Linked DNA regions of Mus musculus: all the other regions are linked to region 3. The links are chromatin loops, found by intact Hi-C in ENCODE. Cell type or tissue: heart. All regions are shown on one strand. Region 1 holds the start of Mpzl1 (myelin protein zero-like 1). Region 2 overlaps Dcaf6 (DDB1 and CUL4 associated factor 6). Region 3 has its middle 24 kb from the start of Gm51750. Region 4 holds the start of n-TPagg2 (a tRNA gene). Region 5 overlaps Gpa33 (glycoprotein A33 (transmembrane)). Region 6 overlaps Rcsd1 (RCSD domain containing 1). Region 7 has its middle 16 kb from the start of Gm46168.

What was found. A loop is a pair of places that touch in the nucleus more often than their neighbours do. Peaks named below come from ENCODE experiments on the same cell type or tissue, not always from the same donor. Only the 100,000 strongest peaks of a DNase experiment are listed, where the experiment ranks them.
Region 1: a loop joins it to region 3, with 4 times the contacts of the local background. A loop is called at or near these places in 22 of 42 quality-filtered maps.
Region 2: it touches region 3 in a loop (2.5-fold over the local background); 9 of 42 quality-filtered maps call a loop at or near these places.
Region 4: it touches region 3 in a loop (4-fold over the local background); 27 of 42 quality-filtered maps call a loop at or near these places.
Region 5: it touches region 3 in a loop (3-fold over the local background); 4 of 42 quality-filtered maps call a loop at or near these places.
Region 6: it touches region 3 in a loop (9-fold over the local background); 22 of 42 quality-filtered maps call a loop at or near these places.
Region 7: it touches region 3 in a loop (9-fold over the local background); 35 of 42 quality-filtered maps call a loop at or near these places.

What each region holds. Positions count from the first base shown.
Region 1 is chr1:165,632,354-165,636,353 of GRCm38, reverse strand. It overlaps Mpzl1 (myelin protein zero-like 1), which reads left to right and starts at 1,813. Exons shown (of 6, transcript NM_001083897.1): 1 at 1,813-2,051. The coding sequence starts at 1,961. In heart, a CTCF peak has its summit at 1,592; a DNase peak (open chromatin) is centred at 1,753; H3K4me3 peaks cover 3,263 bases; H3K27ac peaks cover 2,840 bases.
Region 2 is chr1:165,386,798-165,390,797 of GRCm38, reverse strand. Dcaf6 (DDB1 and CUL4 associated factor 6) reads left to right here. Exons shown (of 19, transcript NM_028759.1): 9 at 265-384; 10 at 1,883-2,140. Among named protein-coding and RNA genes, the nearest start is that of Dcaf6, 72 kb to the left of the region's middle. In heart, a CTCF peak has its summit at 1,789 (motif pointing left); no DNase peak of the experiment used is centred here.
Region 3 is chr1:165,581,323-165,585,322 of GRCm38, reverse strand. No RefSeq gene overlaps it. Among named protein-coding and RNA genes, the nearest start is that of Gm51750, 24 kb to the right of the region's middle. In heart, a CTCF peak has its summit at 1,614 (motif pointing left); a DNase peak (open chromatin) is centred at 1,612; H3K27ac peaks cover 1,024 bases.
Region 4 is chr1:165,639,316-165,643,315 of GRCm38, reverse strand. It overlaps n-TPagg2 (a tRNA gene), which reads right to left and starts at 1,682; the gene lies at 1,611-1,682. n-TPcgg2 (a tRNA gene) reads left to right here and starts at 974; the gene lies at 974-1,045. In heart, a CTCF peak has its summit at 1,745 (motif pointing left); DNase peaks (open chromatin) are centred at 95, 795, 1,305 and 1,665; H3K4me3 peaks cover 2,839 bases; H3K27ac peaks cover 2,019 bases.
Region 5 is chr1:166,151,485-166,155,484 of GRCm38, reverse strand. Gpa33 (glycoprotein A33 (transmembrane)) reads right to left here. Exons shown (of 7, transcript NM_021610.2): 3 at 2,701-2,917. Among named protein-coding and RNA genes, the nearest start is that of Gpa33, 23 kb to the right of the region's middle. In heart, a CTCF peak has its summit at 1,909 (motif pointing right); DNase peaks (open chromatin) are centred at 1,104 and 1,894; H3K4me3 peaks cover 765 bases; H3K27me3 peaks cover 1,096 bases.
Region 6 is chr1:165,656,843-165,660,842 of GRCm38, reverse strand. It overlaps Rcsd1 (RCSD domain containing 1), which reads left to right. Exons shown (of 7, transcript NM_178593.3): 4 at 1,399-1,470; 5 at 3,141-3,344. Among named protein-coding and RNA genes, the nearest start is that of n-TPcgg2, 17 kb to the right of the region's middle. In heart, a CTCF peak has its summit at 2,043 (motif pointing right); a DNase peak (open chromatin) is centred at 2,012.
Region 7 is chr1:165,734,123-165,738,122 of GRCm38, reverse strand. No RefSeq gene overlaps it. Among named protein-coding and RNA genes, the nearest start is that of Gm46168, 16 kb to the left of the region's middle. In heart, a CTCF peak has its summit at 1,765 (motif pointing right); a DNase peak (open chromatin) is centred at 1,812; H3K27ac peaks cover 708 bases.

The sequences.
Region 1 (4,000 bases), 51 kb before region 3:
CCCCGGATCATGGAGATGTTAGACAACCGGTCCTGGTAGATGACTGAGATGTCATCTGCTGTGGACTGAGGCGCTCACCTGGAGGAAGGAGCTGGCTGAAAAGGCCGTAGAAACTGATCCTAAAGGCAAGGTTGACAGTCTAGGAATTAGAACTCTTTTTCTTGATTCTATTTCCTACATCGATCTTTTTCTGAACCACTTCTCAATGCTGCCTTCCTTCTGTGATACCTATGTTATGAGCCTGAGCATGCTCCTCCGTGCCTCCTCCCCACCCCCACCCCTGAGACAGGGTCTCACTAAGTAATCCTGTCAGACCTAGAATCACTATGTAGAACAAACTCTCAAAGGCCCCCTGTTTCTGTCTCCTGAGGGTGGGATTAAAGACATGAGGTGCTCTCCTCAGTACAGATCTGACTTCGTGGCCACTCCCCTTCTGTTGCCCACAGGATAACCTAAGGATGGCCACAAAAAAAAAAAAAAAGTTTTAAGAGTCTCACAGGGTAGTCTACACTGTGTGGCACAGGCTGCCTTAGAACTCCTGATGCAGCCTAGGCTGGCTGGCCTCAAACTTGAGACAGTCCTTCTTTCTCAGACTCCTCCACAGCTTGCCCTTTCTACTTTCCTGCTAAACTCTTGGTTATTAAAACTCCAATGTGTGCTCCTTGAAAGTAAAGTGCCACCGATGGGCAGGACCTGCTAACCGGAAGGCAAAATAGCTGCGATATGCATTCTTGGTTTTCTCCAATTGCCTAGTAATTAGGAACTTGCTCTACTGCAAGGTTAAGGGGCTAGGCCACTGGAAACATCGGAAGGACACTGTTAAGACTGGCTTTTGACAAAATCCTGAAAGGAGAGGCCGCGTTTTGGTCTACTGGACTACGCTCCGCCTATTATAGTCTTGTTCCTAAAACTTGTTTTCCTCCTCCAAACTCTCACTTGGATTTTCCCGTTCTTCGTTCACTCTAATCTGTTTTGTGTCTGGTCCCTCCTTTTTCCCCCTTTGAAGACCATTCTCAGAATCCTCCCTCTCTTTAGGGTTTGCTGGGTAACTAGTAGCAGCCGGCACTTTTCAGAATTGAAGTAAGGCACCGCCTCCGTCCTAACTTTTCATCTATAGGCCGAGGGACGTTGATATGCTAAACAAACAGTAAGTGCAGTCACTGGTTATCTAGGTGGCGGGAAAGAGTTCCAATTCCTATTCCTTTCCTGTCCTCTGAAAAGCCAAAAAAGGGCCTGCTCAGAGGTTAGGGCAAGATGGAGACTTCTCATGTTGCAACGCAAATGATCCAGTTCAGGCAAAGACAGATACTCGGCAAAGGTCAAAGAGATGGTGGGTCTTTTTCTATCTCGACCACTGAATGGAAGTCTTTCCTCACCTCTCTCTTCACTTCACTCCTCCCCTCCCCCACCCGGTCCCTAAATTAATTGCTTTTCTTTAGGTGAGTGAGGCCAGGAGTAACCAAGCAGATCCTAGTCGGAAATGATATCCGGACTTGGAAGAGACCGCGGGGAGGGACATTAAGAGAACTGTGGGACTGGCCCCTCAGAGAGGAGGGCAGCCTCTGGCGGCGGTGGGCCGGAGGGCAGCCCCACGACCAGCCACGCAGGCAGGCTCAAAGTAATGCGGCTGCAGAGGCACAGTACGCGGGCATGCTGCACAGATCACACCAAGGGCGGGGCCCGGAGGGCGGGGCCTTGCCCGAGGGGGCTGACAGGGAGTCGAGTTGTCCAATGGCTTCTTTCCCAGGTTGCCAGGAGGACCAATGAGCGAGCAGTGGGGCGGGCACAGGGGCTGGAGCTGGGCAGAAGGCTGGCGGTTGGCCACTGGGGCCGGGAGCGGGGAGCGGTGGCGTGGAGGTGTCCTCGCGCTCGCAGCCGCGATCCGGACAGAGCTGTGTGGTCTAAGGCAAGCCAGCCGACCGCAGCGGGAAGCCGGGCGGAACGGAGCGGCGGGAGCAGGATGGCAGAGGCCGTCGGAGCCGTGGCACTGATTGCGGCCCCGGCCCGCCGGCGCTGGCTGTGGTCGGTGCTAGCCGCGATGCTCGGGCTGTGTGAGTGATGCCGAGCCGGGGTCGGGCGGGGGCTCCGCGGCCGTGCGCGCGCTCGGGGCGCCTCGGAGGGGAGGGGGCGCGGCCTGCGAGCTCTGGGGCCTGGGCACGCCGCCCGGGGAGCGCGGCCGGGAGCCGAGGAACCTCTTTCTTTGGATCCCTTTGCGTAGAGGGCGAGGGGGGTGGGGCGGGGAGGGGTGAGGGAGCTCCCTACCTTGCAGCTCCCTGGGGACAGTCCCAGGAGCCCACTCACGCCCAGTCCCCTGCGGTCGCCTCCTGGCGATTCTGAGTTGCCCAGGACCTCCCGGGAGTCCGACTCTGGAATTGATGTTCTCCACCTTTGGGAGATGGCGGAAGATTGCAGGATTTTTCACCTGTGGGCCTTTGTTGGTTTATTTCCTTGTTTAAACCAGTGTTTTTCCTTTACCTGGTAAGATCTATTTCGAATGCGCTCAGATCAATTCTTAAGGCTCTATGATTGAAAACTCAGACTCTCATTTATTTCATCTCTGGGGTCTGTAAATCACAGAGGCGAAATTTACGTTACTTCTAGCCTAGAATGCAAAGGCTTGAAAGAATTCGGTCGAATTCGTATTAATGGTAAACATGGGCAAGATAGTTTGACAAGACGAACATTTACAAAGCATGCTTTTACTTTGATTTTAAAAGCCCCCCTCTCAGGCCCTTACCAAATAAACCAGGCTTAAGTTTTTGATAAAGGCTCCGGCTCGGTTTATATGACGTCTTGGACGAGTTGTTTTATGGGGCGTCTGAAGTAGTGTCTGCCCCAGGACTTTTTTTGTGTGTTGTTCAAAGTAAAGTACTTGTTTCTGTCTCAGAATTCAGCTAAGTAGTGGTTACCGAGAGGTCGAACTCCTAAGAAAACACGGAGGGGGTTCCTCCCACTCATTCTTTTGTTGTGTAAAATGTAATTTGTTCAAAATCCATTACTCAGTACTTTCTTTCGTGCAAAAGTTCTTAATGTAGTAGTCTCTCGAACCAGGAGTATAGGTGAGATTCTGTTGGATTTCCAGCTTTCATTTAAGCTCCTAGTTAATAGCTTGGAGGTGAAAATGGACAAGATTCTTTTTTTTTTTTTTTTTTTTTATGTATCAGATGGGATCTGTTTTGTTTTTGTTTTTGTTTTCCTGTTTCTCCTAAGGAAACAGAAAAGGCGTGGGTTTTTGTTTGTTTGTTTGTTTGTTTGTTTTTGCCATTTTTTTTTCTATTGGTGCCGGCTGTATTTGTGTTTAAGCAAAGGAACACAGAACAGACCCAAACTCCACTTTATCAGACTGATTGTGGGCTGAATTGTGTGATGTCAGACATTGCCGTTGGGGACAGGGCGGTCAGAGTGATCTTAAATTCAGGGTGTTAAAAGCTGCAGAAGCAGGGACTGTGTTATGAATGAAATGTCACCTGCTCTGCTATAAAAGAAACCATTCTTCTTCTTCTTTTTTTTTTAGAAGCCAGGTATGATGGCTTACACCTGAAATCCCAGCACTTGAGTGGTTGGGACAGGGGGATTGACATGAGTTGGAGGCCAGTCTGGGCTGATTTGAAGGAACTACACATAAGGGCTCATCTTTTACAAAACATTCTGAGACAGCATCTCACTGTTTTATCACAGGCTGTTCTTGAACTGGGCATCGTCCTGACTCTGCCTCCCAAGGGCTGGATTAAAGGTGTATACCACACCTGACTTTTCTGTTTTTGGGGTTTCTTTTCACCGTGTTGCCTAGACTGGCCTTCAACTCCTGGGCTCAAGCAGTCCTGCTTCAGCCTCCAGGAGCCTGGGACCTGCAGGAACACACCACTGATCTCATCCAGAATAGCCTCTCAAGTTCTGTTCAGTTACTTAGCAAGTATCTATCCGCACCTCTTAGATGTTAAGTACTTGAAACTCACGGAACGTGGGGTCACGTGGGGTCACATTCTTTACCCTAAGACTG
Region 2 (4,000 bases), 190 kb after region 3:
AGCAAGAGTGGGAGATATAAAGTTACCTAGGAACAGGCATAGATGGAGAGGAGACCCATGGGTACTTACTCATGTAATTATTATAAAATGTGATGGGACTCTGATAACTTTTTATCTGTTCATGTAAAATTACTTAGGCAATTTAATTTTTAATTTCTAGAATTTTAGATTTCTAGGCCTTCAGATCTACAGATCTAGGTTTTTGTATTATTTAAAGATCCTGACTTTTTGCTAAACTTACTGATAAAATTTATGTTGTAATAGGAGAGCAAAGTCCCAATGTGTCACTGATGCAGAGAATGTCTGATATGTTATCAAGGTGGTTTGAAGAAGCAAGTGAAGTTGCACAAAGCAACAGAGGAAGAGGAAGACCTCGGCCCAGAGGTAATTTGTCTTACTGGTTAAATCACTAGAGAGCTGGTAAAACTGCTTAGGGCAAAACTGCTTTTTCTTTTTTGTTTTTGGATTTTGTGTGGCTGGTCCGCGTGTTATTTTATTTTACTTTATTTATTTGCATCTCAAGACAAGGTTTCTCTGTGTAGCTCGGCTGTCCTAGAACATGTACTATAGACGAGGCTGGCCTTGAACTCAGATCTTCTGCCTTTGCCTCCTGAGTCCTGAGATTAAAGTTGTGCATCACTACACCCAGCTGGTAGATAGTTTTTGTTGATATTATCTAACTGATAACCGAACTGCATTTTGTAACCAATGTAGTCATAACTCTCTTCTGATTCCACTAGACCCAAAATTTCAAAATACACAAAACAAAAGATTTTTAATTTTAAGTCCCTTTCCAATCAATACACTTTGAAAATTGGAAGTCTGCAAAGCTTTAAAGATAAGTGTATGTATATAATTAGAAAAAGTAATTATTTAAAATTTTTCATCTATCTCTTTGATGTGTGTATATGTGTGAGTATGCATGTGGGGGTCAGAAAACAACTTGGTATATATGTGTGAGTGTGTATGTGGAGGTCAGTTTCCAAACTCAGTCCGGCTTGTCAGCAAGTTTCCTTACCTGCTTAACCATCATTCTGGCCCAAGATTGATTATTTTCACAAGAATATGTCATTTATTCTTATCCCTGTTGATTAGACTGTTTGATTAAGTGGACCAAACCACCAGTGGCCATAACTGATACACTGAGTGTGTTAGTTAGGGCTTCTAGTGCTGTGATAACCAAAAGCAATCAGGGGAGGAAAGGGTTTATTCGGCTTACTCTTTAGTATCACTGTTCATCCTTGAAGGAAGACAGGACAGGAACTCAAACAGAGCAGGAACCTGGAGGCAGGAGCTGATGCAGTGGCTACAGAGGAGTGCTGCTTACTAGCTTGCCCTTCTTAGCTTGCTCGGCCTGTTTTCTTAAAATACCAGGACCAGTGGCCCAGGGATGACACCACCAACAATGGGCTGGACCCTCTCCATCAATCACTAGTGAAGAAAACGCCTTGTAGCTAGCTCGTATGGAAGCATGTTCTCAACGGAAGCTCCCTTTTTGTCAGCCTCTAGCTTGTGTCAAGTTGACATAGACTGACTAGAACACTGAAATTTTATGTTGCTGTGTGTTTTCAGAATATTTCTGTAGAGGTTTGTTTTGTGTTTATTTTTTGCATTTGAAATTTGAGTTTGAGGCTGGAGAAGATGGATCAAGAGCAATTAAGAGTTGGTAAGAACACTCACTGCTCTTGAAGGTGAGCTGAGTTCAGTTCCCAGAATCCACATGGCTGTTCACAACTGTCAGAAACTCCAGTTATGGAGATCCCGAATCCTCTTCTGCCCTCTGCAGGCACCTAGGTTCATGTCACCAGATCACTCACATGTAATTTAAAATGAATAGATCTTTTAGAAACTTGGGTTTGCTTTAACATGTGCTTTTTTGAAGGTGGAACAAATCAGCCAGATGTTTCAACTCTTCCTACGGTTCCATCAAGTCCTAATTTGGAAGTGTGTGAAACTGCAATGGATGTAGACATGCCAGCTGCACTTCTTCAGCCTTCTACATCCTCTACAGATCCAGTTCAGGCTCAGGCAGCCACAGCCGCCATAGAAAGCCCTCGTTCCAGCTCGTTGCTGTCTTGCCCAGACAGTGAACCGAGGCAGTCTGTTGAGGCGTCTGGACACCATGCACATCATCAGTCAGGTGAGGATGCTATTCTTCAAGTTCATGTGCTGATCTCTGAACACCGAGGAACACCTAGTCTGTTCTGAAAGATTGTAAATCACAGTAACTTCTTGCTGGAATAAGTAACCAAAATCATTTTTAATATACAAGCAAACTTAAACACAAAATTCAAGCGTGTCTAGTTTTCATGAATTTTTACAAATAGTGAATCTTTAATTTATATAAGGTAATTTTATTTAAGGTAATAGCAGGTAGTATTTTGACATAGTGTAATACACTGAAAGATTATTTTACAAACCATTATTAACCAAAATACTGTTCTAGATCTCTATTAAAATGACAAGAAAATATATTTCATTATTATTATTTCCATTGTATTTATATTTTCAATTTTTCTTCAAATTATTAAGTACTTTGAGTATATTGAAAATAGTGAACCTGCAGTGGTCCCTTCTCAAAAATGTAGTATACTTTGCCAGAAGAATTATTTTCCTACTATATTTATGAAAAAGAATTATCTTACTAATTCTTTATCTTTATAGTACTTGATGTTAGTCAAAAATATCAGTTCATAAAATCTGTTAACACATTTTTCTCTCAGTACAGTAACTTCTCATGTTTTTCCCACCCCAACTATGGAATATACTATTTACAATAATTTCAGTAAATATATAGTCTACTTGAAATTTTAACTGTGTACTTTTAAATATAGTAAAAATCATTTGTCTATTATTTTTAAATTCTTCTAAGGAGGCATTTTACTTAATACAGAACAAAAATAGTATCAAGGAATATAGTTAGTATTAATGCTGGTACCTAAAGTAAGACCTCTGACAGTTTCCTAACAGCTTCACCTCCAAGTTGTCACCGATGCTAGATCCCAGATAATGGGGTATTTGAATTAAGTAGTTTGATCATTATCTTTCATTTTTGATAATTAATATTCACTTTCTATGGGAATAATAGAGTTAGCTGCATAACTGTTAACACTGTGTATAGTTTATCAAAACAGTAAGCTAAAGCCGAATTAGAAAGCCATCTCTTTCACATTTCACATGGCATTTCAGCTTGAGGGAAAATAAAATACTTGGAATGCTTTGAGAAACAGGGTCAAAGGAGTTGAAAGTAGACCCAAACTAGTGAAATTAGTAAAGATAAGAAAAACTTTAAAATACTTACTTTTGTTTTCTGTGTCTATATTGCCTGCCCATGCACATTTGCACTTTGTGCCTGAGGAGGCCAGAAGAGAACATCAGCCTCCTTGGCCTGGAGTTAGCCCAGTTTTGAGCCCCCACGCAGCTGCTAGGAACTGAATCCAGGTCCTCTGTAAGGTTCAAGATCGGGATTTTTTAAAAGTGCTAGTGTTATTGCAAATATTCTGAAAGTCTGTAAGCAATTCTAAGTTATTGAGAAAACTTAGCTAAAAAGACTCTGTAGACTAGTTGTAAGTTGTATTGAATCTTAACTAGTTCCAATTGTTTCTTAAATACATTTGTGAGTTAAATATTCTTGGAGCCTTTTAAGAAATGTTTTTTCTTAGCTGTGCTGTGCATTTTTATACCAGGTTTAAGCTGCTGAACGCCTTTTAGGTCTGATAGACTAAGCGCTGAAGAATGCTTTTGTGACGGCCAAATGATCATTGTTTGAATATTATTTGGTACCTTTGTCCATAAAAATTTTAAAGAAAGGGATTGTTTTTGAATTAGTAGATTGAGAATGTTGCTTAACTTTTACACACTATGGTAGAATATTTTCCCGGGTCTAAAAGAGTACCAGTTCTGAGGAGAATGATTTGGTGTGAGCTATAGATTACACTTACAGCTGTTTCGGCAGTAACCCTTCCATCATCCTACAGCCTGACATCTCATCTGGAAGGAC
Region 3 (4,000 bases):
GACAGCCAGGTGAGACAGCCCATGCATGATAAGCCCAGCGCTCAGGAGACCGAGGCAGGGGAATTTCTTGGAGTTTGAGGATCAGTCTGACTACAAAGTTCCAGGCTGAGCTGTAGGGTAATATAGCAAAGGAAAGCGGCCAGGGTTGCTACACACAGTAAAATCATGACGAGCAAAGGCTGCTACCGTTAACATGAGGAAGCAGCTCCAGGGAAGGTGGGATTTAGGGTTGAAAACCCGGGGTTTCTCGTGCAGGGGCAAAGCGAGCAATGGCAATATCCTCGCAACTTTGTAGCCCCCTGTTCACTTGACAACTAGCTGTATCTGATTCTTTGAGTACCCTTCCAGAAAAGTTCCCCCACCTCTGATATCAGTGTATTCCGTCTCCTACTACCCGGCAGATCAGCACCCCTGACCTAAATTTCAATCACTTCTCTTTGGCAGGCCACCCTAATTCCAGCTTGTGACACGATTTGCCTGTGTCTATCTTGGCCCAGATCTCTTCCATCTCTGAGAGTGATTGGTGAAACCTGGGTGGCCTTGGACGCAGGATCCACCTCAGTGGGAGAATACTTGCTCAGCCAGTGTGAATCCTTTGATTCTTAGATCCTTAGTACCACATATAAAAGCCGACCGTAAGACTTTCTAAAACAGAAATATGGTCCATACATGTCCTTCAGTGGTCATCCTGAGACTCCTATTTTGGATGGTGTTGATGGGTCCCAGACCTAAAGCCAGATGGCCCACAAGGCTCCTTTGTTCAGTGGGTCTCCTCAGACCAGCTGGTGTCTGGGGGTGGGGACCCAGTGCTCCAGAGTTCCAGGACCAAATGCTGTGTGCTGGCCTGGGAAGGCCTTCTGTCCGATTCACACCTCTTCCCAGCTAGCTCCCACCAGCTTTCTAAAGGCCACATCAGGGTGTGTGCAGCAGGTGCCCTGTATTTTAGTTGCTTGTTTGCCAGCATTGACACACAACCACCACCTTACAGAAAGACTAAGATGCTACGATTAAATCTCCATGTTACAAACCAGGAAACTGAGGCACAAAGAGCTTTCCCTCAAGGGCATAGACTCAACCGCTGGATCCAGTCCAGTGAGTTTTCAGGTCTATGTCATATGCCACGGTTTGGATTGTTTCTTGGCTCATTCCTGTATTCATGGTACAGGGCCTGAGACCATCATTTCACTCACTGAATAAATACCAGGTCCCTAGGGCCGCTATAAGAAAGAGCAAGAGCAAATATTCCTTATACATCCATCACTTGACAGCTCCCGAACACTTACTATATGCCTAGCTCTGGGCTCAGTGCTAGATAGACAATGTAGAGCATCTTTGCTCTACAGGAGTTCAGAGTAGGTAAGGTTCAAGGGTGCATGGGGGTGGGGGTGGGGTCAAACAAAACCCACAAAGATAATGCTTCTCTTCTCTGTTCCTAAAGTCGTCACGGATTACCTATCACATCTTTCTCCTAAACATAATTCTGGGCGGGCTGCTCCAGAAAGCACCTTGGTGGAAGCTTCCTGTGGGTGAGACATGCAGAAGCTACAGCTCAGAGCTCTGCTGGAAAAGGCTCCTGAGGCCACAGCCAAGTCCAGTGCTGCCATCTGCTGGCCACATCGAAGATGCGCCCAAACCCAGGGCTTGTGACGTAGCCAAGACCAGCAACCAAGTTCAGCATCCCTGTAAAACCTATGGGTCATCTGTAAAATCAGATAGATGTACCTGGGCCCAGACATGTAGAACATACGCTTTCTAAACTTCACCGTAGACTTCTCTACTTCAGTCTGTCGCTCGCTCCTTCTTTCCTTCCTTCCTTCCTTCCTTTCTCTCTCTCTCTCTCTCTCTCTCTCTCTCTCTCTCTCTCTCTCTCTTCTTTCTTTTCTTTTTTCTTTTTTTTTTTGAGAAAGGGTTTCTCCGTGTAGCCCTGGCTGTCCTGGAACTCACTCTGTAGACCAGGCTGGCCTCGAACTCAGAAATCCGCCTGCCTCTGCCTCCCAAGTGCTGGGATTAAAGGCGTGCAGCATCACTGCCTGGCTCCCTCTTTTCTTTCTTGGGTAGGGTGCTGAATTCATTTTACCTCTGAAAGATGTTTATTAGCTGCAGGCCCCATGGAATTTTTAGGACCACTTATATCACATGCAAATAAAGGTACTTTGACTTCTTTTCCAGTTTAAATCCCCCTTCCCCCATCATCTTCAGTTGTCTTATTGCTCTAGCTAGGACTTCAAGTACTACACTAAACAGATATGGAGAGAGAGGACAGCTTTGTCTGGTTCCTGATATTGGTGGAATTGCTTTGAGTTTCTCCATTTAAGTTGATGTTGGTTGTGGACTTGCTGTGTGCTTTATGATGTTTACTATGTTGATGTATGGACCCGTATCCATGATCTCACAGTACTTTTATCATGAAGAGTTGTTGCATTTTGTCAAAGGTTTTTTCTGCATCAAATGTGATCATGGAGTATATGTCTTTAAGACTATCTATATGGTAAATTGCATTGATCAATTTACATATGTTGAACCATTCCTGCACCTCTGGGATGAAGCCTACTTGATTATCGTAAATGATTGTACTGTAGACCAGGCTGGCCTCAGACTTAGAAATCTGCCTCCCTCTGCCTCCCAAGTGCTGGGACCAAAGGCCTGCGCCATCGTGCTTGGCTCTCTTTCATCTCTGGTATTCTGTTGGTGAAGCTTGCCTCTATGGTTCCAGTTTGAGTTTCTAAAATTTTCATTTCCAGATTTCTCTCCATTTGGGTTTTCATTATTGATTCTATTTCTACTTTCAGGTCATGACCTGTTTTATTCATTTTCTTCCACTGTTTGTGTTTTCCTAGATTTCCCTAAAGGATTTATTCACTTCCTCTTTAAGGACCTCTGTCATATTCATAAAGGCTGTTTTTAAGGCCTTTTTCTTGTGATTGCGGATATGCTGGTATATTAGAGCCTCTGTGGCAGGACTGCTGGCCTCTAGTGGAGGTATATTGTCCTGGCTGCTATGGCAGTTTTGTGCATCTGGGATTGGGAAGGTTACAATTCTAGGTCCCGATATATGGTCCAGTCTTTGTTGGGTGGGTGTTTTGTTCCTAGGTTTCTGTTGCCCTGAGTGTGATGGGTGTGTGTTGCTTGGTGGGAAATTCCTCTGGGGTTCTGGTAGGTGTGGCCACTGGGGGTCCAGGTAAAATGTGCTTCTGGGGATTGGGTGCTGACACGTAGGAATGGGGATGGCTTGGAGGAAGGCTGGGGGAGGGGACATTCTATCAGGATCTGCTTAGTCCTTGAGAATGGAGGCAGAGAGTGAGAAGAGGCCGGAGCAGGAGGTCTGCTGCAGGGCTGGGGGATTGGATTGGAGGGATGGAGGGGAAAAGCTGCACTTGGCCTGCTTCCTTTTTCTGGGTTGAGCGGCCTGTGGCTTCCCTGGCAATGCCTGCCACAGTCGGGAGGTAAAGCAACAAGGAGGGGAAGGGAGGCTAGGATGGGAAGATGTGTGGGGTCCATTGGAGACAGGGGTGAGGTGGGAGGGAGGCTGCAGCAGGTGTTCCACGGGGCTGGGGAGTGGGGGGTTGGTGTGTGTGGGGGTGGGGGACTGGATTTGAAGGAGCAGGAATGGTGAAGATCTAGTTAGCCTACTTATTTCCTTGGCTGGAATTGTGTCCTAAAAAGTAGCGTGTCACCCTCAAAACCAACCATAATAACCACAAACTCCAAAAAGAGGTGCCAGTCATGGAGTCCAGGATGCAGATGGGTTTCGCACTTTGGAGTTCTTCAGATTGGGAAATATCGACTTTACCGTTGAATATCATTCCACACAGTTCTTATCTAGGGGTATTTTAGGTTCTTTGCCTTAGGGATGCATAACCCATACTATTTATCACTGTTTCTGTTTATAGACAGGGAAGTGAGATAGCAAGTGTGGGGTTATCTTCCAGTCAATTGATAGGCTACAGTGACTTCACACACATAGCTATCCCCAAAGTAAAGGTCCATGGCCACTTCTCAC
Region 4 (4,000 bases), 58 kb before region 3:
TGGGGGGGTGGGGGGGATGGAGGAGGAGGAGCCGAGAGGCTGGCACGAGCCAATGAGAGGACAAACACGCCAGCTGGACTCTCTGAGAAGTCGGACCAGGATACAGGACAAAGGACATATGCACTGAATCCATGGTAGCCTGAGGATGGAAGAAAGGATTTGAAAACGCGGAATGGCTACAATCCTACCCTAATGCATTAAGCATGGTGAGGCGTGAAGGTTGGTAGGAGAGAGCAGGGACTAAGGCTAGCCCAGTTTCGACGCCTGGCTGGGGACAGAGACCAGCCTCAGACCCTGGAGTAAGGAGTACTGCTGGGCCGGACAGTAGGACCTAAGGCTCAGATTTGCCGGAGGGAGATCTGCCTCACTGCCATTGTGCCCCCACTCCCCCACCCCACCCCAGTCCGTCTCCCCGCTCCAGCCCCTATGGTCCTCCTTCCAGGAGCGCGGGGGTCCTTCCGGGAACTCCACAAGGTCTCTGGACCTCTGTCCCTTCCATTGCACAAGGGGACAACAGGAGTGGTTCAGGGACTGAGCATCAAATGGCTTCAGTACAAACTGCTTACTTAATAAGTTGGAATTTCGGGGAAGATCACTGCTCCTAGTACCCCAAGATTTCGTCCCCTGAGCAAGGCTGCGGCGCGTTCCCTTCCCTCGCCGCGCTCCGGGCCTCAGGCACTGATTCTCTTCCGGCCTGATCCCTTCCAAGCCGGTTCCCGGCGGTGGCCGAGGACCGGATGCCCGTCGGCGAACCCAGCTCGGTTCCGCTGTGAGCGGGCGGCACCCGCAATCCGGCTCCAGAGCCGTCCTCTGGGCAAAGGCGCGTCCTCCCGGCCTTCTTCGGCCCGGCGGGAAGGGGTTCCGGGCCCCAGAGCCTCGGAACCAAAAGAACTGTTCGCGCGAGATGGTTTCCGGACCAGGTCAGCCCCGCGGAAGCCTTAAGGGAGGCCCTGAGAGCGTCGTCACCGAGAGCGGCTCGTTGGTCTAGGGGTATGATTCTCGCTTCGGGTGCGAGAGGTCCCGGGTTCAAATCCCGGACGAGCCCTGGTTTTACTTTTTTTTTTCTTTTCGTGAAAAAAATTTACATATTGAAAATTAAAGTTGTTTCATTTTTCTCACGCATCTCATCCAAAGATCCCAGTGAAACTATTCTGAACTCGGCTGTCCATCTATTTTATTTTCAAAAGCTAAGGACCAGCTGACCTCCGTGTGGGTCAGCAGGGCAGGGCACTGAAACACACTCCCAATGAAGAAACCTGGGAGACCCGGACGGACGCTCACACACGTGGCATGAGTGTCGGGGATTGGCACTGCGACGTTCCAGGATCCCTGGAAGCCGCAGCCCCGCTTCACGACGGAGAAGCCCAGGCACGGTGGTTTAAACCCGGCTGCAAACTACCAAGCTCCCCGGTCCCTACACTCGCGCTTCGATCGGATTAAGCGAGGCAAAGGACGTGACTGGAAAACTTTTATGCTTCCACGTTATTCCTTTTATTGTTACTTTAGTGTAAAGTGTGCTTGGTGTTTTTGTTGTTTGATTTTCAGGAACAATTTTAGGTTTCTGTGCATTAACGTATCAACCAAAAAAAAAGAAAAATTAAAAAGCTACAGGGCTCGTCCGGGATTTGAACCCGGGACCTCTCGCACCCTAAGCGAGAATCATACCCCTAGACCAACGAGCCGATGTGTAGCTGGTTCTCCTGTCATCATAAAGGTCTATTGAAATTCTTAGCTGGCGCCCCCGTGTGATCATTCATATATAGTACCGTTTATTTTCTTTGGTTTATATGTTACAATTTTAATTTTCCCTTTTCTCTGTTTTATTCTTTGACAATTAAGTGAGCCAGAAAGCGCAACGATATCATTACTAGTTTAATGCTGACCTATTATCTTGAAAACCTGAAATCTGTTTTTGTGGCTAATAAGCTATGTGTGACAACATTCCCTGGGCAAATGCCAGTTACTGGGTTTTCAATGTTGCACTATTTCACACTTGGCGGGTTCGATGAAATCGTCCATTCCTTGGCATGACATATTTTAAAGCACTCCTCTTCAAATCCCCACCTGTCCGTAAAGCTGTTCAGGTTTTTGGTAAATTCCAAACTCCAAATTTCATGGGCATGGAGGAATCCTTTGACATACTAAAGCCGATACTTTACTAGAGTATAGTCTCACTATACAATCTTCAGTAGTCTGGAACTCACTATGTAGACCAGGCTGGACACAACTCACAGAACCCCACCGAATTCTGCCTCGCAATGGCTGTGATTTTTATATTTTTAATTTAATTTATTTAAAAGCATTCATCAAACCGGGCCTGAGTTGCAACACTTGACTCCCATAATTTCTTGGGGGGCGAAATACCCAATACCAAACTTAAATCTATTGTTTAAGTGGCAACTAATTGTGTAGTTGTGGTCTGATTGCCCATGATCCTTAGCAATGAAGAAGTCACAGCCTGTGGTTTCTTCAGCAGTTCACACTGTTTGCTAAAATTGAAACAATATGAAGAAGAGCCTGGCTCCTTGGTTCTGTATTTAAAAAAAAAAAAAGTCATAGCTTCTTAACTATATTAAGTCTTTAAACATTTCTCTTTGATGCTTATGATAGACATTTAGGATAATATTCAGTAATTCTAAGTGACTACAATTTGTCCCAAATTCCTTATCAATATACACTTTGGTACTCTGAGGAAGCATAATTGAGAATCACCATCCTACCAAATAGCTAAAGGGGTAGGAAATAACAGGCAGTGGGCTATCCTCAACAGACTCAGTCATGTCCTGTCCTTGGCGTCCAACAGTGCACCTTGCTCATTCAGCCAGCAAGCATTTGGCACACAGTGGTTCCTCACCCTGATTGTCAAAAAATTTCCCCCTAGGGTTTGACACTAGAAAAATTACAGCACTGGGATTCTAGCATGCAGGCTCCGCCCTTTGTTTTATTTGAAACTGTCCTAACTTGAGTCTTTAATTCTTAGGGCTCCAGGCAGGAACTCTGAGAATACTCTTTAAAATATTAATGAGTTCTGGATGCCAGGATAGTTTATTCATGAAAATCTAACTGGGAGAAAAAAAAATGTGCCCCGACACCAAAGAAACCTCTACTTCCTAAAGGAAGAAGCGGTTATTACTAAAACAACGTAATCCCTTAGTATTTACAAACTAAAAGTCTATGCTGTCCATTTCTTCTTGAATTCACCAGAGCTAGCAGTTAGCATCTTCTCCCCATCCAGGGCAGCCCGCTGGAACTTAGAACATCCTCAGACCTTTGCAGCCACACTGGCCTTGTTCTCCTGCACACTGCTATTACAAGTGTGAGCCACCATGGCCAGCTAAGGAGTTTTGTCCTTTTCTCTCTACATTCCAGATACTAGACCATCTCATTTATCTATCGTAGCAGTGACGGACGAGACTGATGATAGAAAGATTCATAGTAGCGGATGCCTTCTGGTGGAAAAGCTTCCTGTCTTGGTAGAAGGAATGTGATGCGTCCGTGCTGGTTTGCGCTCGTCAATTTGACAGAAACCAGAGTCACCTAAAAAGAGGGAACCTCAGTTGAGGAATTGCCTCCATCAGATTGGCTTGTGGGCACGTCTGCGAGGCTTGACCTTATTAATGATCGCTCTGAGGAGGCCCAGCCCCCTTTGAGCAGTGTCACCCCTAGGCACGTGGTCCTGGGTGGTAGAAGAAAACAGATGTGAATGAGCCGTGAGGAGCAAGCCCTTCAGCAGTATTCCTCCATGGTCGCTGGCTCTGTTCCTGCCTCCAGGTTCCATGAGTTCTTGCCTTGGCTTCCCTCAATAGACGGTAGGCTTTTGGTCATGGTATCTATCATAGCAATATAAAACCAACCAGGGCGGCCTGTAGTCCAGTCCTGGGGCACTTCCTTCCTTAGGATGAAGTCCTTGTGAAACAGGATGTGGATGGTTTTAGTGTTCAGGGAGTCTGAAGCTGGAGGGACATTTTATCCCAGCCACACGGAGCGCTATGCCTAGAGG
Region 5 (4,000 bases), 570 kb before region 3:
GGAAGTTGTCAGAGGAATTGTCCCCGACTCCTCTCTTCCACTCCAGCAGCTGCATAATTTCTTCTTGGAAATAAGCAGGCTATTATTAAGAGTGCCTTGCATCTGCTGACACAGCTGGGCCAGCCAGGTATGGGGCGGATGGTAACCACCAACCACGGGGACACATTAGAGGCACTCCCGAATCGCCAAACAAAACCCTAGCTCCTGAGGATCAAAGGCCAGCCTGCAGGAGCAGGTGAGCAGAACACCTGCCAGAGGTTGGCTACTTAGGCTCCTGCAGCATCCTGCCCGCCCGCCCGGGAGTTAGCAGACCTGAGACTGGCGGTGAAGGGGAGGCGAACCTACCCTCTGAGCATTCCTTCCTGCTGTGGTTCTCTCTCCCTCCTGGGCCGCACACCAGAACCTTGCAGGGCCCTTACCTAGCCAACCTCACTCTCAGGCATGCCTTTAGCAGGAGGCGCAGCGGCAAACTCCCATACACTCATTAGACTAAGTGGTGGAATAGCAGAGGGACACCACCCACCCCCCAAGCTAGTTTTTGGTTGGTTGGTTGGTTGGTTGGTTGGTTGGTTGGTTGGTTGGTCGGGGCGGGGTGGAGTTGTCGGATACAGACAGAAGTGGGAAGGAAAGTGCCAGAGACCAACTGCTGAGGCGTAAAAGGCAAAGGCGCCTGTTTGGAAAACTAGCACCTGCTTCATCCACTCCTTGGGTGTGGTCTGAACAGGAACTCCAGAAACTGCCCGCCAGGGTGATGGCCAGCAAGAGAGATATGCTTTCAAGAGGACTGAGTCGAGATCTTTCGCTCCAGGCCCTTGACCACAGGCTCTAAACTTCCTGCGGGCCCTGTGCCAGGCACACCCGGGCCCTCTCTCTCCAGATCTTCAGCGCCCCAATCACAAACAGCCGGGATCTCGAGTTAGATCTAGTTTAAAGAGCCCGCGGGCGGGAGCCAAGAGGACTGGCGAGGGAGCAGAAACTCACAAGGGAGAGGGTCTTGTTCTCACGTGGCCTGTTTTACAAACAGAAGGTTACCTGAGTAATTACTGAGGGAGAGGCCATGGAGGGTGGGAGGGGATGTGTTAGGCTTCAAAGCCTCTCAGATGCCGTCTGTTCCCTTTGAAGACGTCAGGGGGCGCCAGAGGCCAGGACAAGGATTTAACACCTGCCGCACAGGCTGCTGAGTCTTCTGACTTAGGGGCTTCCTGCAGGTGAGCTAGACAAGGCTAGCTCCCCGGGGCTAAGGTCGGAGTTTCCTGCTAGCCTCCCCAGAATGAGCCGCCCCGTATAATTAAAGTCATTCTCTTGTAAAAATTATCTAGTTATATAGACACCGAGAAAGAAAACTTTTCACAAAGAATATTGCTGGGTTTATTAACATGTAATTTTTTTTAAAGCAAGAGGTTAGTTTCAACGAATTCCATACTCTCATATTAAACGTGTAGCCTTAACTCTTCGGGTTAATCTGATTGTCTTTAAAAGTAGGTGGTCCTTGATGTACGGGCCGGAGTTTGGTTGGAGGACCAGCAGAATCAGGTTTCAGATTTACACCGATTCTTGCCATTTGTTTGAAATCCTCTGTCAAAAAAGGCAGGCCAGGTATTTAAAGAACCCAAATGTTATACAAGTCTGTGTATATATAATCCTCATATGTATATATAACTTATGATTTTTATTCATACCTCTACACAAAGTGAGATAAAGGGGTATATTGTAGTATTGCTTGTTCAAACAAGAGCTAAAAAAAAGCGTTGAAACCTGAGGTGTTCACGGTGCGCTGTCAAGAAGCAACTTGCTAAGTGCTTTATAATATCTCACGTCTTCACAGGAAAGAGCAAAGTGTCTGAGTGTGTGGTGTGCGTTGGGAGAACGCCGGGCGAAGTCTAAGACGCCTGCCTGCATTACCACTGGTTGCCACATGGTGGCGGGGTGGAAGAGGTCTTGCCTATTCTTTAGGCAGCATTAGTTGATAACCGCAGTGTAGTCTGACACGCTATAAGGCTTTCTATGAGTCCAACAACTACCACATACAATTTAAAAGAGCTTCTGCCAAGTAGTGTAAAGGAAAAAGAGGAAAAAGGATCCTCTGTTTTGATGCACAGAGATGCTACCTCCCAGAAGTGGGGCCTTGCTCACACTGCACATAGACTAGATTCTCATTAAAGCAATCCCAGTAACTGGTTTGAGGCAATTACTTCCTGTGGGCCTCACCTACTCAGAAATTAAAGCAGATGAGTTTCCTCGCCTCTCCAAAACTATAAATTCCAACAAATTCTCCTGTGAAAAGGATGCTATCCTGGGACATACTTCCCATTGGTTGGCGACTGTGCCTTTGTTAGAGGAAGGGTGGAAAAACTGGTGTGGAACAGAGTTGAGAGCAGGGAAAGAGTCACCTATGGGGGTCACGATTGGCCCTGTGAGTGCCACACAAGATGAGAACCCGTGTATTGCTTGGGGGATCCCCTTCACTTCTTTTCAGTAATGAGTTTGGAAGGGGAAAGAAGAGTTGGTATGGAGGGCAACGAGCAACGGGAGCAAGGGGTGACTCCAAAGCCACACCTCTGCCCTCAGAAACACCCTGCTAGCCACCGAGAACCCCCGGAGAGCATTTGAGAGACAGAGGGAGAGACAGAACCATGGCTCTGCTGCTGACAGCGCCTCTCTGCCCACCCTCCTCCCACAGGAAAAGACAGAGACACTCACCAAGGACCAAGAGGCGGACTCGAGACTTGGCGTTGACATCCTGGTCCGACATCAGTGACACGGAGCACTCGTAGGTGCCATTGTCGTCCATGGTCAGCTGGTCGATGGTGATAGAGGCATTTGACAACTCAGCATCGTTAGATACTCTCACTCGATTCTCATAACGGTTCCCATAGATGTATTTCTTTGTCACAAAATTCCAGGTGACCACTCTTTCCTGAGAGAAAGAGGAAATGTCTGTCAGGACCTGGTGTAGACCTGCCCTGACTCAATCTTCGTCCCCCAGAGCAAACCAACAACATGTCAAACAGAAGGGCAGTACCTGCTGGTAGATTCCTCTTGTTATCTAGCTAGATAACTTTAGACTTTTAAAGATTTGCTTTTGAGCTTTAGGGACTGGGGTTGTAGTTTAGCTGGTAGTACTTGCCTACCACACGTAAAGGCCTGGATTTGATCCCAGTGCCGTGTAAACTTGGTGTTGCGGCGCGTGCCGATCATCCCAGCATTCCAGAGGTGAAGGGAGGGAAAAGTTCAAAGTCGTCCTTGGCTATGTAGCAAGTTCTAAGCCAATCTGGGAGGCATGACACACTGACTCAAAGGAAAAGCACAAAACAGCACCGAGGCACACACCCTGGGAGACCAGTGTGCACAGAAGCACACACCCTGGAATACCGGTGTGTAAATGAGGCTGGCTCGGATCCCAGCACTCACATTTGTGACCAGCCTCTCTCTCCTTGGTTCCCTCTCAGCCCATGGTTTATTCTCACCCATCCCTTCCTTCATCCAACACCCACAGTGCACCACCATAAGCCAGGTACCACACTAGTTAACCACTGAGTTCCAGCTCACTTGGTTCTGACTATTGCCCTTGGAAGTTGTTTATTTATTTATTCGTTGGTGTTGACGAGGCAGCACATTAACAGCTTAGACCACAGGCACAGACCAGGCTGCCTCAGTCAAATCCTCACCCTGCTGCTAGCTGAATGGCCTTGGCCGCTCTGAGACTCTCTTTTCTCACTACAAAATGGAGATGTTGATGATAATACATCTCCTAAGATTGTGCTGAGAGCTAAAGCTGATAATACAGGCAGAGCAGTTGGGGTCTGCCTGGCGTTGTTTCTACCGTGACTAGCCATTATGTCGGTCCACCATGTCCAGGGCATACAACCCGTGAGTTCTTCCCTCAAAAGTGAGTTTGAAACCAAGCAACCAGGGTATCTCATGATTATAACATAGACTGGCCACTTGGGGGACGATTCCTACGAAGGCTGATAGCTGCTTTGAATCTCGAAAGGCAGCT
Region 6 (4,000 bases), 76 kb before region 3:
TATCACCTAAAGTGAACTTTGGTAGCAAAATTTTTGCTGTAGTTTCTAAAGCTGAAACTTCCAAAACACCATTCCCTTGTGAAGACCAGAAATTAAGAACCTCCCAGTTGGGACAGGAGGATCTTGACACTCACTAGAAACAAAAGGGTCCATGACTGACTGCCTCAGCAAAGTGTCTGACGAGGGAGACTCACAGCGATAATGGCAACCCAGAGCTTGAAGGGAAGGCCTCAGCATCCTTTGCCTTAGCCACCACATCCTGACAGGACAGGCATCCATCTGCCCACCAAAAGCAGAGTCAGAAGGAGGCAGGTCTCTGAGTCCCAGTCATCCACTGCCCCACTGCAGCATACTCTCCCTCGACACTGGGAGTCGACACCAGCTGAGTCGGTCTCTCTTCTTCTACAACTATAATATAACCAGATGTCTCAGAACATTACCCAGAGATCAGCAGTACTTCTCTTCTTATGGTTTCCATACACTCATATATGGAGACAGGGGTGGGTTGGAGTGGCCCAAACTATTGGAGAAACCCCTCCCGTGCTTGGCCTTGTCTATCAACCTGAAAGGCGTTTTCCGTTTCTTCACCCTCCCTTAATCATTACGTGGCTGCTGTCCTTCTTGCATTGTAGTGGGAATTTAGAATAAAACCAGGCACCAATCTGGAATTATACATATTTATAAATATGTAATCTGGAAGCAGGAATGATTCCTGGTGTGCACTGATCACAAAAGTAATTAGCAGAGTATACATAGTAGAGAGAGCAGCCTCTGACTGTTAGTTATGGGAAGAAACTAAATCACCTTCATCCTCATATAACTAACACAATCCGTGGTGGGATTGGTAGATACTTAACACACACATCGGCCTGTTTATATGAATATTCAGTGTTGGGGGAAATTCTGGCATATGAACCACGCTGTTGGTGGAATTTTCCAAAGTATTAATCCAATGGAGGGGCTTTAATAATACCTCTGCCTGATTTCATTCCCAGCCTGTGATTTATTGCTTTGTTTGTGACCAGAGAGTGGATGGCCATTTTGCCTTTGGTCTGTGAAATTCCCTCCAATTGTTAAGTTGCCTCGCAGAAGGCCATGAGGTGAAGGCCTTGATCCCCACAGACGTAGTTTTTCCTCCTAATGACAATGAAGTCATTCTTCCTGGGATGGGAGGTTTCCTGTGATATGAATGTCTGCCCCGACTTCTCAGCTCAAACTCGTGGTCTTCCTTGTGATGAGGTGAGGGGGTGGGAACAGCAGGCCTGTCTCCTCTAGGCCTGAGGTAAGTGGTACGGCACCAAAGCGGTGATGGCTTAATAGCCCACCCTCTCTTCTCCCTCCTCCCTCCGCCCTCCTCCCTCTAGCTCACTTGGTCATTTTGGTCTGTTTGTCCTGTAGAAATCACCATCCGGCGCCAGCCACCCACCTAAAATCAAGGTGAAGAGCTCACCCCTGATCGAGAAGCTTCAGGTATGTGCAGAACACATCCTGCTTCCCACACACTCCCGTGACATGACATGACGTGACGTGACGTGACGTGACATGTATGGTGCTGCCCCTTCCTTCCTGTTATCACATGGTACTTAAAAACAAAAACACAAACAAAAAGTATGGCCTGGGCTTAACAGTGCTGTTTCTCAGCTTGTGAGTTTTCTATACATCCAGTTCTGTCCTTCAGAGATTCTCAAGGCCATCAGTCTTGCCTGGGGGCGGGGTGGGGGGATATTGTGATTTGGGGTATTTATTAACCAAGCAATGCATGAGAGTAACCAGAAATCATCTATAGAAGATTGTGGAGGTCGGACTAAAAGTTGGGACAAATAGAGGACCAGAAATGGTATTTAGATTTGCTAAAGCTCATACGGCAGCTATTAAGAGAAAGATCCTGTATTTGGAGTTGGGTATGTGGGATTTTCTGGTGCTCCATCTGCCTCTCTTGCCTAGTCCCCTCTCTGGGAGGTCCTCCGTCTGACCCGCCCAGTTATATCAGAAAGATTCTATTGTGTGGGATTGGAACTACAGAGAGCAGAAGCAAGATGTGTGCCCCTAGAGGGCGCTAAAACTCTGTGGCCTGGTGATGTCGAGTGCTTGCTTAGTGTGCAGATAGGCCAATTCAGTTCAAAGTTCTATTCCTAGCACCTCAAAAATCAGCATGGTGGAACAAGCCTGTGATCCCAGCACCCTAAAGGTAGCAAAGGAGGCTCAGAAGTTCAGGGTCATTCTAGGCTAATTAGTGAGTTGAAGGCCAACCTGAGCTCCGTGACACCCTGTCTGGGCTGTTCGCACGTAATCCCTCCATAACCTTCCTGCTCTAACATCTGTAAGGTTGATTTGGGGCCTGCCACCTGTTCCCCAGCCAAATCTGTAGATTTCTTAGGCTTTAGTTACCTTTGAGTAACTCTCCCTTTGGTCTTCGGTGTCCCTTTATATCCATGTTCATCTGGTGTCACCTGTATCGTGGTGACTGGAGGGCAGACACCCTGTAGACTGCCGTGTCCATCAGTGTGCTGTCTCTAAAGACAGAACTCTCCCTGGAGGCTCGAGAGACAAGGAGGCCTGCCATGAGCCTCAGGTGATTTAAGCCACCTTCCTGATGTGCCAGGAGACCAACACTGACCGTGTAGAGTCTCTGCAGAGGCAATAGCTGCACATGGCAGATACTATGAGCAGCAAATGCTCCTGGCTAATGGGGGGATGACATGGGTGCCAGATACTGCAAGAGCCTGAGAGGTGTTGGGTGGTGGCGACACTCCTCTGTTGTCACCACTACCACCATCATCATCATCAGTTAGGGTCTCACTATGGAGCCCCAGCTGGCCTAGACTTCCCAGACTGACCTCAAACCCATGGAGATCTGCCTGCCTCTGCCTTCTGAGTGCTGGGATTAAAGGCTTGCAGCACTATGCCAGGCCAGGGCAGTTCCATTCTTGTTGGGCGTGTCTAATAGTGAATCCACTTCATCCTGATCTGAGCATCCAAGGTGTCGGGTAGGCCATGCTTCTGGAACAGCCACAATGTAAGTGACAGCGGATGATTGGTTGGGGACATGAACACAAGCTTGCTGATAGCTACCCTCAACCAGCTGTGAAGCCAGTGAACAAACACAGCAGAAGCCCTCATCTTCTCCCCTTTCTTGGCAGGCCAACTTAGCCTTTGACCCGGCAGCTCTTCTGCCTGGGGCTTCACCCAAAAGTCCCGGACTCAAGGCCATCGTATCACCATTTCACAGTCCCCCTTCCACACCCAGTAGCCCCGGCATCCGATCCCACCCAAGTGAGGCAGAAGAGGTGCCTGTGAGCTTTGACCAGCCCCCGGAAGGAACTCACCTGCCCTCTTACAATAAGGTAAGTTACTGCTCGCTTGGACTGTGGTGTGCTGAGGAAACTTTTAAGTGTTCAAACTTTCGACTATTGTAAAAAAGACATCACCTACAGGGTTTGGGGGCCATCATCACAGAACATGAAGCTCACTATTGGTCAGCTGTTAGCTGCAGGGGTCTGCTGTCTCACAATGCCAGCTGCAGGGATGCGCTTGAAAGGAAATAAAACTTGAGACATGTTATTCATGTAATTTATGTCAAATAGCCCAAAGAGTTGTTTGTGAGCTTTGAAACCTGGGGCTAAGAACATAGCAGAACAGGCCAGGACATGCCCGGGCAGGCCCGTCATTACATGTCCTGACTGGCCTAGTGCCTCCCTATCTCCCGCCCTTCTGACAGTCTGTTGATGTTTAAATGGACCAATCATGTAAAACCTCGCCAATTCCTCCCCCAGCCCCACCCCTTTTCTATAAAAACCCCTAGCTTCCAAGCCTCGGGGTCGAAACCACTGTCTCCTGCGTGAGATACGTTTCGAACCGGAGCTCCGCCATTATGGCTCCACCATGTGGTCAACACCTCTGTCTCCTGTGGGAGATATGTGTCAGCCCGGAGCTCTGTCATTAAACTACCTCATGCTTTTACATCAAGATGGTCGTCTGTTCGTGATTCTTGGGTGCTCCG
Region 7 (4,000 bases), 150 kb before region 3:
CAGCACAGCACATATGGTAACAAAAAAGGAAGGAGGAACCTTTGTCTTAGGCAATCGATGCTTTCCAAACCACACAAGGCCACATAAACTCCTAACGGATCTGGTGGCTTCAATTTGCTCTAAAATCACATTGGTTCTTACAGACAATAGTTTTTTAAAAAGGACTTGAAGTAGGGAGGGGGTGTGCTGGGGTGCCTGATGCCTAGGGGTAGTGAGAAGGAAGGGGGGAGAATGTATACAACCAAGATACATTGTTTACATGTATGATATTGTCAAAGAATAAATAAAAGATAGTCTATTTTTAAAAAGAAAGAAACCACAGCTTAAAATAAACATATATCAAGGCGTTTTGCTCGGAGATGTTTGTCCTTGTGAGCAATGGCATCTGATCTCACTTCTCTACCCTGCTCAAATCATCACAGACTTGCTGTGGCAACATCCCCTTTCTAAACTATTCCCTGAGCAGTTATTGAAAATTCAGCTTCCTTCTGGAGGGGGTGGATTCCTCAGGCCCAGATTAATGGCGTCAGATCTGTGGGTGAGGCTGCATCTATAATAAATAAAGGCTGTCCCAGAACACTGCTGTTTGAGAATCCCTTTGATGTCTCCCTTTCTTTCACGAGCTACAGGATTCACTGACTCTTTTTCTCAAAGGGACTTGGAAGCCAGGCGTGCTGGGAGCATCTGTAGCTACAGCTCTCTGAGAGGCTAAGCAGGAGGCTATCAAGTTCGAGGCGAGCCTGGGCTACATTGTGAGATGAGGTATCAAAAGATTCCAGTAGCACCAACAGGAGATTTGGGCCTAGTTTTCTCCTTCTGTTGAGTTTTCTTCTTCTGAAGTTGGCACTGTGAGTCATGCATCTAGGTAAATAATTTTCTCAAATGCCAGCGCACGCGACCGGCGAGAGGAGAGCTTTGGGGAGACAGCTCTCTCCTTCCACCTTATCGATGCAGGCTCTGTCTTATGTTCTCTGATGGAGTGAAGCTGAGTACTCCTAGCTAGCTGGCCTAAGAGCTTCCAGCCAGCTCTGTCACCAGCTCTCATCTCTCAAACGGAACGTTGGGGTTACAGATGAGGGCTTCTGTCTCTAACGTTTAACATGGGATCACCAGGTGTTGAAACTGGGTCCTCAACCCAGGTCTTCAGGCTCCGACAGCAAGGACCTTTTTTTTTTTTTTAAACCTTCTGAGCTGTTTTGTCCCTTCGTCCTTCTCATTTATTTAAAGGACAGCAATCTTACTGTTTGTCAGCAGCAGGGCCTTTATCAAGAGATTGCATGTTTGCATTCTGTCACGTTTATCAAAAGCCCAGTCAAGAGAAATAAATCTTTGTTTGATGGATTTCCTGAGAATGTGTGGCTCGCTCATTTAAACATTTTAAGCAGGTCTAGACTCTACTTTGGAAACAGGGAGACAGTAGCCTCCCTGGGATTGACTGACTGCTCTCTCGGATGCTTTAATGAACCTTGCTTCGGAATTACGTCACCAGTCTTACTTTGAACACTGTTGAAACAGAGGGATGCCAGACTTGGGGCAAACCTATGATCCTGGCTCTTTGGAGGCTGAGGCAAGAGGATAATGAGTTTGAATCTGAGATCGGCCTGAGTTATTTTGTGAGTTCTATATTTATACAGCAAGACCTTGCCTCAAAATAAATACAGGAAGAGAGAAGGGAAGAAAAATGAGAGTGAGTTGTGGGGGCAGAGATCGCCACAGTTCTAAGACTGAAGCGTCTTTCTCTGGAGACTGTGTGGCATGCTCTGGTCACAAGAGGGCGCTGTTTCTATAGCTTGCAACAGTCTTGCAAATGATCTGTGAACTCATGGATGGGAGAAGTTTGCTGTCTCAGAGTCGCAGGTTTCCGCAGTGAGGCATGTTTCGACACTCCAGTCCAGACTGTAGCTGGAGCCTCCCCAAACAAGGACGTCTGTGCAGAGACAGAACCAGTATTGTCAAAACATCAGTTTCAGGATCTAAACTAGAATAAAAGATAAACGACCTAGAATATTTCTTGGCTTAAAACGGAAGTATTGGAGCTGTACGGATGGCTCAGCAGTTAAAAGCACTTTTTGCTCTGGCCGAGACTCAAGTTTGATTCCCAGTATCCACATGGAGGGTTCCAGAGGATCTGATAACCTCGTCTGGTTTCTGCAAGCACTACATGCGTAAGGTATCCATACATAGGTAGTCAAACCACTCATAAACATAAAATAAAAATAAATAAACCTTTAAAATGGAAGTGTCATCCCATGATGCTGTGGTGGGCCCACACAAGTATCCATCCGAAGCATCGGGTCACAGCACGTCATACCTGCCAGGGACTCAGAACACAGAGGGCCAGTGAACTCAACCACCGTTAAGCAAGTGAGTGGGTTGTGTTCTACTGCACGGATTTTACTGGACCAAAGAAAACCAACAGGGGAATTCGCGTTGGAAGAGGCACGTCTGGACTCAAAATGGAGGCCATGATCCAAAGGAACCAGAGCAGCTGAGAAAGCTGTTTTTTGGTGGTCTGAGCTTCGGAACCACAAATAACTTAAGAGAACATTTTGAGAAACGGGGCACTATTAGAGACTGTGTGATAATGAGGAATCCCCAACAAGACGTTCCAGAGGCTTAAGGCTCCTGACCTTATCTCTTGATGCTGCGGTGAGTGTTCCCCCCACCCCCCTCCCAAAGCTGATGACTGGGGTGGAACCGAGGCGCCATTTCTAGAGAGGCCAAAAGCCATGGTACTTGTTGAACAGTGAAAGAAAATGTTGGTAGTATAAAGGAAAATACAGAAGAGTATAATCTAAGAGACTACTTTGAAAAGTATGGCAGAAGCCATCTACATCATAGAAGTCAAAGAGTGGGGAAAAAAAGAGGATTTGCTTTTGTAACTTTTGATGATCATGGCAGAGTTGATAAAATTGTTCAGAAATACCACACTGTCAATGGGTGTAATTGTGAAGTGGAAAGAGCTGTTTCTAAACAAGAGATGCACCTGCTGACCACAAAGAGTCTGTCAATGGGCATAATTGCGAAGGAGAGATGCAGTCTGCAGGATCGTAGAGGGTTGGGGAGGAGGATGTGGCAACTTTGTGGGTCAGTGAGGAAACTTTGGAGGCAATTTTGGTCTTGGTGGAAACTTTGGTGGAAGAGGAGGCTATGGTGGCAGAGATGGTGGCTGCAGAGGTAGTTACAGAAGTGGTGATGGTGGATATAAAGGATTTGAAGGTGATGGTGGTAACTGTGGTGGTGGTCATGGTTACAATAGTAGAGGAGGCAATGGTGGTGGACCAGGATATGGAGACCGAGGTGGTGGAGGAGGATGTAACGGTTACAATGGAGGGAACTTTGGTGGAGGTGACTGTGGTGGTGGTGGTGGTGGTGGTAGGAACTATAATGACTTTGGAACTTAGAGTGGATAATGGCACGGATCCAGGGGTGGGTTAGTTTTGGTGGAAGAAGCTCAGGCAGTCCCCATGGCAGTGGCTATAGGTCTGATGGTAGAAGTGGTGGACTTGGTAGCAGAAGGTTTTACAAACAGTAGAAAAGGGCTATAGTTCTTAGCAGGAGAGAAAGTGAGGGGTTGTCAGGAAAGCCATAGGTTACTTTGAGATAGTTGTTCCGCATGCCTTAGAGGAACTGTAAAAGTCTGCCACAGAGGGAGCGATGATCCATAGTCAGAAACATCACTGCAACTTAAACAGGAAGCTTAGGTCTATCATAGTGTAGTTTGCAAAATGTGCAGCTGTTTATTAATGCAATGTAGTGTCAATTAGATGTATATCCCCGAGGCCTTTTATCTGGTACAACAGTACCTTTCTCTTCATTACATCAGGCATATTGTCCTGTAAATTGTGGTAGTGGTACCAGGAATAAAAAATTAAGGAATTTTTTTCCTAAACAGAACAGCAATGGCTTGCACAGTAAGATCAAGAATTGACAAATGAGTCCTCATAAAATTGTAAAGCTTTTGTAAGGCAAAAGACACTGTCAATAAGACAAAAAGGCC